Regions from separate parts of the Homo sapiens genome. Here region 1 is linked to region 2. A link is a loop called in an ENCODE intact Hi-C map of the cell type or tissue named here. Cell type or tissue: heart left ventricle. All regions are shown on one strand. Each heading gives the region's core, and the rest is flanking DNA. Links, peaks and the distances in the headings are about the cores only. Region 1 holds the start of AFAP1L1 (actin filament associated protein 1 like 1). Region 2 overlaps CARMN (cardiac mesoderm enhancer-associated non-coding RNA).

The links. A loop is a pair of places that touch in the nucleus more often than their neighbours do. Peaks named below come from ENCODE experiments on the same cell type or tissue, not always from the same donor. Only the 100,000 strongest peaks of a DNase experiment are listed, where the experiment ranks them.
Region 1: it touches region 2 in a loop (3-fold over the local background); 14 of 110 quality-filtered maps call a loop at or near these places.

Annotation. Positions count from the first base shown.
Region 1 is chr5:149,266,813-149,272,183 of GRCh38, forward strand. It overlaps AFAP1L1 (actin filament associated protein 1 like 1), which reads left to right and starts at 5,047. Exons shown (of 19, transcript NM_152406.4): 1 at 5,047-5,172. The coding sequence starts at 5,157. RefSeq lists an enhancer at 5,026-5,371. In heart left ventricle, for the core only: a CTCF peak has its summit at 2,349 (motif pointing left); a DNase peak (open chromatin) is centred at 4,939; H3K4me3 peaks cover 1,128 bases; H3K27ac peaks cover 2,559 bases.
Region 2 is chr5:149,432,331-149,437,701 of GRCh38, forward strand. CARMN (cardiac mesoderm enhancer-associated non-coding RNA) reads left to right here. Exons shown (of 5, transcript NR_105060.1): 5 at 388-506. Among named protein-coding and RNA genes, the nearest start is that of MIR145, 4.4 kb to the left of the region's middle. RefSeq lists an enhancer at 967-1,467. In heart left ventricle, for the core only: a CTCF peak has its summit at 2,310 (motif pointing left); no DNase peak of the experiment used is centred there; H3K27ac peaks cover 1,508 bases.

The DNA of each region.
Region 1 (5,371 bases), core at 261-5,260, 170 kb before region 2:
GGCTACTGCAATGTTTAAAACAATTGGAATTCATTACCAACACTTTTAAATCAAAAGAGATTTCTCACTGAAATCTAGATTTCTGGGTTCTGCTGAAAAAGCTGAAGATTGGCCACTCCATTTCCAAGCTGACTGGTGACTGGCCCCTCAGACGGAGCAAGAGGGCTCCGCTTTGCTGTGGCCCCTCCACTTGCATGGCCTGCTTCCTGCACACCCTTCCCTGCCCGGCCCTGTAGGTGCTTCAGGGCACGAGCCTCGCTTCAGGAGCCTAAGATCTCGCTTAAGGAGAAGAATCCAAAGGGATGGAGTAAGCTTCATGCAGCATTTCAGCATAAAACAAAAGCTCCTTTTCCTTCAGACACAACCACTGGGCTTGGTTTTAACAACTGTGGAAGCTGAGCCCTGTTGCCTCCATGCAAGTAGGAGCCCCGTGCCCTGGAGCAGAAACCTGAAGGCGCATGGGAAGAAGGAGTTTTCATCCATCCATGAAACTCTTTCTCTTTCTCCCAGAAACAGCCACTGAGATCTCTATCTGCTTTCCGGGGCCCAGGGTGGGCCAGCAGACGTGTGTCATTTCCCTGGATAGGGGCTATAATGGCAACATTGTGCTAAGTGGAACAAGAGAGGTTTTCATTGCAGCCAGCATCAGGCAGACACCCGATCAGAGGGCTCTGGGGATCACCCCACACAAAGGAGCATGGGAGAGGGGCCCTGAGCCAAGGAGAAGCCACACATCCACAGCAGCACACAGGGGCTGGGCAGCACAGCAGCATGTCTCCAGAAGGCCTGGTCACAAGTTCATTTCCCCCTGCAAATAAATAAGCAAATACGACAATCCCAGAGGACAAATGGGACCCCCAGGACACATGCATTAATAGAAGCCAAAACTGGCAGGCCTTACACACCCTTGAGTATGTTTTCACTGACTCATTCCACAAATACTATTACCATTTACTAGGTGTTTGGGCACTGTGCTAGATTCTAAGGATCTAGCAATGAGTAAGACAGCGCCCGCTCTCACAGCATTTGCAGTCTGGTGGGGGACAGGGAAGCATAGGTAAAGAAGCACATAAGAAATTATGTACTATTGACCCAGTGGAAGAACTGAGATTCACACGGCAATGAAGTTGACTTAGGAACCCAGATCTGAGCACCCATCTGTTGTTTTTCTTACTCTTCCTGAAGTCTCCTGAGATCACTGCAGGCTCAGTGAAGAAGGCACCCCAAACACCATAATAAGAAATCTGGACTCTCCGCTGAGGGCCCGGGGAGCCATCACATATTTTTAAGGGGGTAGTTGCACGGTCTGATTGGGATCATGGAATGGTCGCTCTGTTGGCCATGGTGGAAACAGTCCCTAGAGGTAAGGTGACAGGTTAGGAGGCTAGAGTATATTTCTCTCCCTGGAACAAATAGTCCTGAGCCTCCAAATTTTTCTTTCCCAGGGTTTCCCAGTTCCACCTGATAAGCGAAGAATGAGACTAGGGAGTATCATTTGTTTTCACAAGACAGGGAGCAGGAGGGAGTTGAAAGCTTTCTTCCTGGTATTGTTCACTAAGGCTAAATTTGATACCTTCTTACAGAGCTGGAGCTCCCCACATAGCATTCTTTAGACAAAATCCAGGCAAACCTGGAAAACTTGGAAGTCAGCAAAGTAGGTAGTGAAAAGGAAGATATGAGGCAGATTCTAAAAATCCTTGCCAGAGAGTTGCACTCAAAATGAAATGGAAAGGGGAAGAGAAAAGCAGGTATCACAACCTTCATTCCTATCCTTGCCCTGATGCTTATCCCCCAATAACCCACGATCCAGCCAACCTGAACTGCTTCACAGACACGTCCTGCTGCCTTTGAGCTCAATGTCTTTGCTCTCACTGCTCTTTGCCCATAATGTTATCTCCTCATTACACATTCTCAGTTGCCTGCCTTCCAAATATCTGTCATCCATTACAGCCTCCATGATTAGTAAAAAAGTCTTACTTTGTCTGATGGACTCCAAGACCACTTTATTTCTCCTCTGGTACTTTTCATACAATAATTTATATTATATTATTTTATACATGTCTGTCTCCTCTACTAGATTGTAGATTCCCTGAGGGTGAGAATCATTCCTACTTAGCATTTCTTCTCTCAATAGAAACTTGCACAGAGTGCAATCAATATTGCCTAAGCGAATTTATGGGCAGTGTGGATTGTTAGTTTTTATGAGGAATATAGAACTCACTAAAGGAAACATACAGAAAAAAAAAAAAGTTATTCCTTGTCCAAACCCGCAAATAACTTTTTCATCCATCTCAGTTACTCTGACAGCAACCAAGCTGTAGACAACTAGTCAACATTGCCACCTAGTGGACATTATGGGTAATTATTTAAACCAGAACCCCTATACCTTGCCAGCAACAATTTTTTGTTGATTCTCAGAACTGTGCACAGACTGTGTTCTCCCATTTCTATATCCTTCCCAGACCACAGCTCAGTTAATTCCACTCCATAAATTATTCCATTTTCCTTAGCCTTTTTTACTTTTTCGTTCCAATTCTCTGAATATATCTCCAAAGTCCTTGAAAGTTTCTGAAAGTTCTCTAAACATCTCTACAGGCTCATGCCTGTCATCCTAGCACTTTGGGAGGCCGAGGCCGGAGGAGCATTTGATCTCAGAAGTTCGAGACCAGCTTGGGCAACATAGTGAAACCTTGTCTCTATCTTAAATATTTTTTTAAACATTATAAAAATAAAAATATTTACAAAAGCCTCCGTCTGTTTTTGCAATAGTAACATTTCATACTGTTTTTCTAAATTATTTCAAATGAAATATTATGTTTTTAGAAGAATTAGTGAGCTAGCCTGAGAACTTAAAATACAATTTATGGGAGGCCGGGCGCGGTGGCTCACGCCTGTAATCCCAGCACTTTGGGAGGCTGAGGCGGGTGGATCACGAGGTCAGGAGATCGAGGCCATCCTGGCCAACATGGTAAAACCCCGTCTCTACTAAAATACAAAAAATAATAATAATAATAATTAAAAAATAAAATAAAATACAATTTATGGCCTTGTTTCCAAGTGTTCAGAGTTCAAACAATAAACTTTTAAAACTTAATCCACTGGTAAATTGTTGGTTGGCTGCTTTAGAATTGAAACTGACCTTTTCAAATTGGAAAAGGGGACAGCAACAAAAAGGAACTCAGAAAATAATAATGGCTCATATTTTATAGCTGTTTGTGGTTTATAAAGTGGGTTTGTATTATTTCATTTGCCCTACCAACAGTCCTGTGAGGACTTACAGTATGAGGCTTCCCATAGCACAGATGAGCAAGAAAACCTCATTGACGAAAAGTTATTATACTATGTAGTATTTAGATTGGAGCAAAAGTAATAGCGTTTTTTGCCATTACTTTCAGTGGCAAAAACCACTATTACTTTTGCACCAAACTAACAGAACAAGAGCCATGCACAAGTTTTCATACACTGTTCACAACATCACATTTGGTCTGAGTGCTCACACACACACACACTAAATTACTGATGCAATATTTTAAGAAAATGTTAATTTTAATTTGCCCATAAAAGCAATAGAGAAAATATTCCCGGCCAGGCTAGGTGGCTGGCGCCTGTAATCCCAGCACTTTGGGAGGCCGAGGCAGGTGGATCACCTGAGGTCAGGAGTTCGAGACCAGCCTGGCCAACATGGCGAAACGTCGTCTCTACTAAAAATACAAAAATTTGCCCGGAGTGATGGTGGGCGCCTGTAATTCCAGCTACTCAGGAGGCTGAGGCAGGAGAATTGCTTGAACCCGGGAGGCAGAGGTTGCAGTGAGCCGAGATCGCGCCACTGCACTCCAGCCTCGGCGACAAAGGGAGACTTTTCAAGAAAAAAAAAAAAGAAGAAAAGAAAATATTCCCAGTCCAGGAAAGTACAGGAGGGTCTTTCCCAGGCCTTTTGTTGCCTCCATACCTCTGTGGTAGCTGTTCCCTGTTCCAGAATGTTCTAAGTAGGGAACAGTGGTCAGCTCAAAGCTGAAAACCATGGCCTGGCCCATGGTGGGAGGAGCAGTGTCTAGGAGAACAATTGGTCCTGGACTTTATGAAGGGTCTTAAAGTCAGACATTTGATATTGTGTATAAATGAGTGAGACCTATTTTCACAGGGATATACTAATAAGGTGAAGAAGTTGACATTCTTCATACAGCTTTAAACTTAGATCCCATTACTGTTCCACACTGGTCATAGCAATATTTTCTACAATCTTGCGAAAAGTACACTTATATTGCACTGTATTTTGTATGCTAAAAGTATTCATTTCCACATTTTTTATCACCCTGTTCTGCATGTTTTCACGTGTTACTCATTTTTCTATTCTTTTTCTGAATTCTCCCAGATCCTCGTTATGTTTTCACGTTTTAGTACACAAGGAACCTCAAAAGTTGAAAGTGTCCCAAGCCCTTGCCCACCTTTCAGCAAGCCTCTCTTTCTCCCTTTCCCAGGTGCTTTTCTTTCTGAAGATCTTTGTTATTATTTAACTCCTCTTTCGCAACACCACTGACATTGCACCGGCATCGCCGCGGGCCCACTGTCTGGCTTAGAAGGTGCTCAAGAAAGACCCGCGGCGAATGGAGAAGACAAGCCCAAAGCCAGGAAATGGGTGGCGGCTGCAGGGAAGGGGGTTTTGATTCCCTAGGATAAAAACGCGCTCCAACAGTCTCCGCATTCCGGCATGGAGCCGGCTGAGGGGTGCGGTGGTAAGACCCCATCGCTAGCGGAGTGCAAGCAAAGCCGCACACCTCCTGGGTCCGGGCTGGGGCAGGCCGCGCGGGCGCGGGAACGAACGCGTGCGGACGGGGAAAAGGGTCCTCCAAGCCCAAGTGGGAGCGCCGCGGAGGGCGAGCGAGCGGCAGGGCGCGGCGGGGCGTGTGCGGCACCACGGGACAGCGGGCTGCGGCCCAGGGGGCGAGGCGTGCTCGGGTCTATTCCGGGAGCGGCTCTGAGGGGCGGGCGCGGGCGCGGGCGGGGCGGGGGCTGCCGGCGAGCATCCTGTCTGGGGGAGGGGACCGCAGAGAGCGCCGGCCGCTGGGCTGGCCTGAGAGCGCAGCGCGCCGGCCGCTACCAGCCGCGCCGGAGCCCCTGCGCCCTGCGGCCCGCTCCCCGGGGACCGGGCCGGCGCCATGGACCGAGGCCAGGGTAAGAGGGGCCGCGACGCCCGCACTTGTTGCGGCGCCGGGCGGGAAAGGGAGACTGGACGATCTGAAGCCGGAGAGGAGGAGGGAGAGAGGCGGGCGGTGGGGCGGGGGCTGAGGAACGCTCGGAGGGGACTGGGAGACGCGGCGCTTATGCAAAGGTGCCTTCGGCTGCCGGGACAACCCGGTGCGTGTCAACGCCC
Region 2 (5,371 bases), core at 288-5,287:
AGCTCACACAGGTGTCCCAAGCTGTCTTTCTCACAGGCCGCATTGAAGGCATTTATGAAATGAGACCCCCTCTTCCTCATCCGTAGTGACAGGGCTGGCCTGACCGTGGAGAAATCAGATTTGATCATGATAGCTTCCACTCCGTGACTGGTCACGATCTGCCAGGCGCTGTGCTAAACACTTTCATAGGCCTTGTCCCCCTCCATCCTGATAACACCCCAGTGAAGCAGGCCCTGCTCTTCACTCCACTCCACAAAGCCAAGGCTGAGAGAGGTTAACAGACTTACCTAAGGTCACACAGCTAAGAAGTCGTGAAGCTGGGATCGAATCAAGTCTGTGTTTATGGGTTTAACTATCATGTTGTGGCCCCAACCCCATTTGACCTAGCCTGGCTGGTGGGCCTTCTTGCAGTAGCTTCCCCTGGAGAAGAGGAAAAGCAAACCTTCATTGAGACCCAAGCGGTCTCTCCTGTGCTCTGTGACAATAATAAAGTTCCAGCCCTTGGCTCCTGTCCTGTTTCTTTCTGGGAATTTGGGGAAGGGGGGAGGTGGCGAAGGCAGGGAAAGAACCTGACAGGCCCAGCTGAACACCCCCAAGTGGCTCCACACAGCCACTTTGGGAGGCCACATAGATAGCAGTCAGGACCCACATCCTGGCAGTTGGAGGCCCCAGGAAGCAGCCATGTCTGGGGATGCTTCCCTGGTATGGAGGGTTAGGGGATGGAGAGTGTCCCTTGAAGCTCAGTGAGGGCTTCTTGGGGCACTTGGGATCTAGCCATGTGGCAACCCCTCTCTGTCAGTCACAATGGTGTGACTGACCAGGTCAAATAAGAAAGAGTGTGAAATGTGAAGCCAGTTCACATCTCACACAGGTGTTTGGATTCACAGTGGCCTCTGGACATTAGCCAGGCCCTGCAGTAACACTGGACATTAGCTGTGCCATAGGCAGCGTGGCCAGCACATGAGGACACTTTTCACATGGTTATCTGCCTTGGCGTGATCCTCCAAACTGCCATATTTTGAGGGGAAAAAAAAACACCACCTGAAAAACCACTGTGTTAGTCCGTTTTCACACTGCTATAAAGAATACCACCTGAGACTGGGTAATTTATAAAGAAAGGAAGTTTAATTGACTCACAGTTCTGCATGGCTGGGGAGGCCTCAGGAAACTTGCAGTCATGGCAGAAGAGGAAGGGAAAGCAAGGCACGTCTTACATGGCAGCAGCGGGGAGAGAGAGCGAGGAAGTGCCACACTTTAAAACCATCAGCTCTCATGAGAACTCACTCTCACCAGCTCTCACAAGAACAGCATGGAGGAAACTGCCCTCATGATCCAATCACCTCCCACCAGGCCCCTCCCTTGACACCTGGGGATTACAATTCAAGATGAGATGTGGGTGGGGACACAGAGCCAAACCATATCAACTGCCTCTCACCTGATGATCCTCAAATGCAAAGGGCGTCCCCGCATCTCTCTTGTGCATCCCAGGAGCTGAGAGGAGGCCTGGGTAGCAGCACTTCCCTACTGAGGGGCCTGAGATTCCACAAGGCCACAGGCCACCAAGGAGCCCAGGGAGGGAGTGCAGGGACAGACCGGGGCACTCCAGGCCCCATCCACTGGCCACTGCACCTCTTCCTTTTTCAGCTTTGAAACAGGACCCAACCAGACACTGGGGCTTTCTCAAAGCTCACAGTCCTTGTCCTTGCCATGGTTCCTTCCAGAACTCCCTTTCCACATGCTTGGGGAATGGATCACCAGGTCAGATGGGGCTTCTCGAATCCCACAGACAGGTGGCACGCTGTGGTTTGAGATTCCTGGGGGTATCGGGGTTGGAAGTGGGCAGGAATAATGGTAAATATCCAGGTAAAGGAGCAGCCTCTTTACTCACCCAGTGCCACTAAAGCACTTACGCATGCCTACCTGTGCTTGAGGCTGGAGAGACAGCTGTGAAAAAGACAGCCAGAGAACTCCTGCATTGGAGAAGAAACTCCATCATCGCATGTAAATATGAGATCCTGCACCCCACGTGCAGAAATGCAGGGTTGAGACCATTTCTGAGCACAGCTCTATAAGTAGCAACACTTTCAAACACATCCCTCAATGCCACCACATGGGCCTCCATTCTATAGAGAAGGAATGGGCACCCCATGTGACAAGTCCAGCGAAAAGTCCCCAGGACAGAGCCTAGGGCCCAGGCTCTTCCCAGATGGAGGAGCTGTACCTCCTTTTACTTACAGGGAGGGGTGGACCAGACCCTCCTGGAGTAGTGGGTGATGAGGCATGGCACTGGCAGGGGGAGAGGGTGCCCTCTTGTGGTCTTCCCTGAAAGGACACGTTTCCTTGCTTACAAAGACTTTCTATGATTAATGTTATCAGGGACTATTACCTAACACATTTCTGTAGGATTTTGCATTTCAGAATGAACTTTCAATTAATTTTTTTTGAGACAGGGTCTCACTCTGTCACCCAGGCTGGAGTGCAGTGACACAATCACGGCTCACTGCAGCCCCCACACCCTGGGCTTAAGTAATCCTTCCACTTCAGCCTCCCAAATAGCTAGGACTACAGGCACCACCACACCCAGCTAATTTTTTGAGTATTTTGTAGAGATGGGGTTTCACTATGTTGCCCAGGCTGGTCTCAAACTCCTGGGCAATCAAGCAATCCTCCCACCTCGACCTCCCAAAGTGCTGGGATTGCAGGTGTGAGCCACCAAACCCAAACCCAGCACAAAATGCACTTTCCATCCCATGACCTCATTTGATCCTTGCTATGAGAGGCATATTGTCATTATGCTTTTACAAGAGCCAGAGAGGTCAGACAATACTTGTTATTAAGATAATAATGGCCAGGTGCGGCGGCTCACACCTCTAATTCCAACACTTTGAGAGGCCGAGGCGGTGGATCACTTGAGCCCGGTATTTCGAGACCAGCTTGGGCAACACGGCAAAATCCTGTCTGTACAAAAAAATGCAAAAATTAGCAGAGTGTGGTGGTATGCACCTGTGGTCCCAGCTACTCTAGAGGCTGAGGCAGGAAGACTGCTTGAGCCTGGGAGATGGAGGCTGCAGTGAGCTGTGATCACACCACTGCACTCCAGCCTGGCCAACAGAATGAGACCCTGTCTCAAAAAATAATAATAATAATAACAAAAGTAACGATAATTTGTTGGGCCCTTAACTCTGTGCCCAGCTCTGTTAATTTATTTTACACATATTATCTCATTTGTGATATCAACCTATGAGGTGGCTATTCCGGTCCTTATAGAACAACAAACAACCTGTGAGGTATATATTCTGGTCCTTATAGATGGAGGACAAGTTCAAAGTGTTAGAAACATGCCCAGGGCCCCCTAACTGGTAAGTAGCTACATCAGGAAGCAAACCCAGGGTGCCACCTTCCATACCAGCTTGGTAAGAGCAGTGTTCAATCTGGTCCTCCAGCCTATGGGAGATCCCCCAGCTGCCTCTGGCCAGGAAGAAGGCCCTGGGAGATGTCACCCACCAGAATTGACTCAGGGTTCCCAACAAGGATCCCAAGATGCCATTGGCCTTGGAACCAGCAGCCCCTCTGGAGGCACCATCTTCCACCTCCTTCTGTGCCCTGAAGAAGTTGGCTCAGGAGAGAGACTTTTTTTCTGCTTCAGAAAGAAAGGTTCCCAAGGCTCCCTGAGAGCTGCCTCTCTGAGAAGGGGACAGCAGGAAGGGCACCCTGAAATGGCTGCAGGGTATGGCTCAATGGCCCACACAAAGGAGGTGAAATAGGATGCCGTGGTCCTGAATAACACATGCACACACAAAATGCTGCCCGCTATTTGAGAGCTATTTTAGAGAAAACCTAAGAACTCTTTCTTTAGTGTATGTCATGGTTTCCATAAAGTACTTGGCCTTCAGTATTCGTTTATGTATTTGACAAATGTTTATGGAAGGCTTGCTATGTTCCAGGCACCATTTCCAGCACCCAGGATGGAGGGGTGAACAAAACAGATTCCAGTTCAATTTACAGTCTAGAGTAGGGTACGGGGAACAGGAACAAACAAAGAGACAGATGTATTTATAGTATTAGGTAGAAGGAAAAATACATAAAACATCATCAAGACAATTTTATATTGGCATACATTCGGTGAAATGCAGGAATTCACACTTTGTAAACAGGGTGGTATGATAAGAAGAGCCAAAAACAAAGGAGCTATTTTAAATTGGGAGTTCAGGGAGGACTTCTCGGGGGAGATGAAATTTCAGTAGGAATTACAGGAAGACAGTGGGGACTGAAGGGTCTGGGGGGTCCAGGCAGGAGCAAGGATGGCACCAAGACCTGGCAGAAGGAGGGCGGGATTGGCCGGGTGCAGTGGCTCACACCTGTAATTCCAGCACTTTGGGAGGCTAAGGCAAGCAGATCACCTGAGGTCAGGAGTGCGAGACCAGCCTGGCCAACATGGTGAAACCCCATCTCTACTAAAAATACAAAAATTAGCAGGGTGTGGTGGCGGGAGCCTGTAATCCCAGCTACTTGGGAGGCTGAGGCAGGAGAATTGCTTGAACCCGGGAGGCAGAGGTTGCAGTGAGCCGAGATTACGCCACTGCACTCCAGCCTGGGTAACAGAGTGAGACTCCATCTCAAAAAAAAAAAGAAGAAGAAGAAAAAGAGTGGGATCTTCATGCAGGAGGACAGTGGGGCTGGAGCCTAGAGGACAAGAGGAGACCATGGGATGGGGTCAGAGGGGCACAGAGGCCAGGTTGGGTGGAGCCGCGTAGCCCACTTGAGGAGTTTGGATCTCATCTAAGTGCGTGACTGACAGCGTCAGATACACATTTTAAAAGATCACTCCTGGCCAGGCACGGTGGCTCACACCCGTAATCCCAACACTTTGGGAGGCTGAGGCAGGTGGATCACTTGATATCAGGAGTTTAAGACCAACATGGCAAAACCCCGTCTCTACTAAAAATACAAAAATTAGCCAGGCAGGGTGGCACATGCCTGTAATCTCAGCTACTCGGGAGGTTGCAGTGAGCCAAGATTGTTCCACTGCACTCCAGCCTGGGCAACAGAACAAGACTCTGTCTCAAAAAAAAAAAAAAAAGTAAAATTAAAAGATCACTCCTAAACGGGGCAGGGAGGGAAAGCAAATGTATTCCTCTTGTATACTTTTTTATATCTATATAAAGAAACCCAGGAAAAATACAAAAGGACCTAATAAAAGTGTTTACCTATGAAAGCAAACTTCTCAATACCCACTCTTGCATCATTTTGACATCTTAACCATATGTAGATATCATCTGTATTCCTGTCTTGTGGCTGCCATAACAAACTGTCACAAACTGGGTGGCTTCAGACAATAGCGATTTATTCTCTCACATTTCCAGAGGCCAGA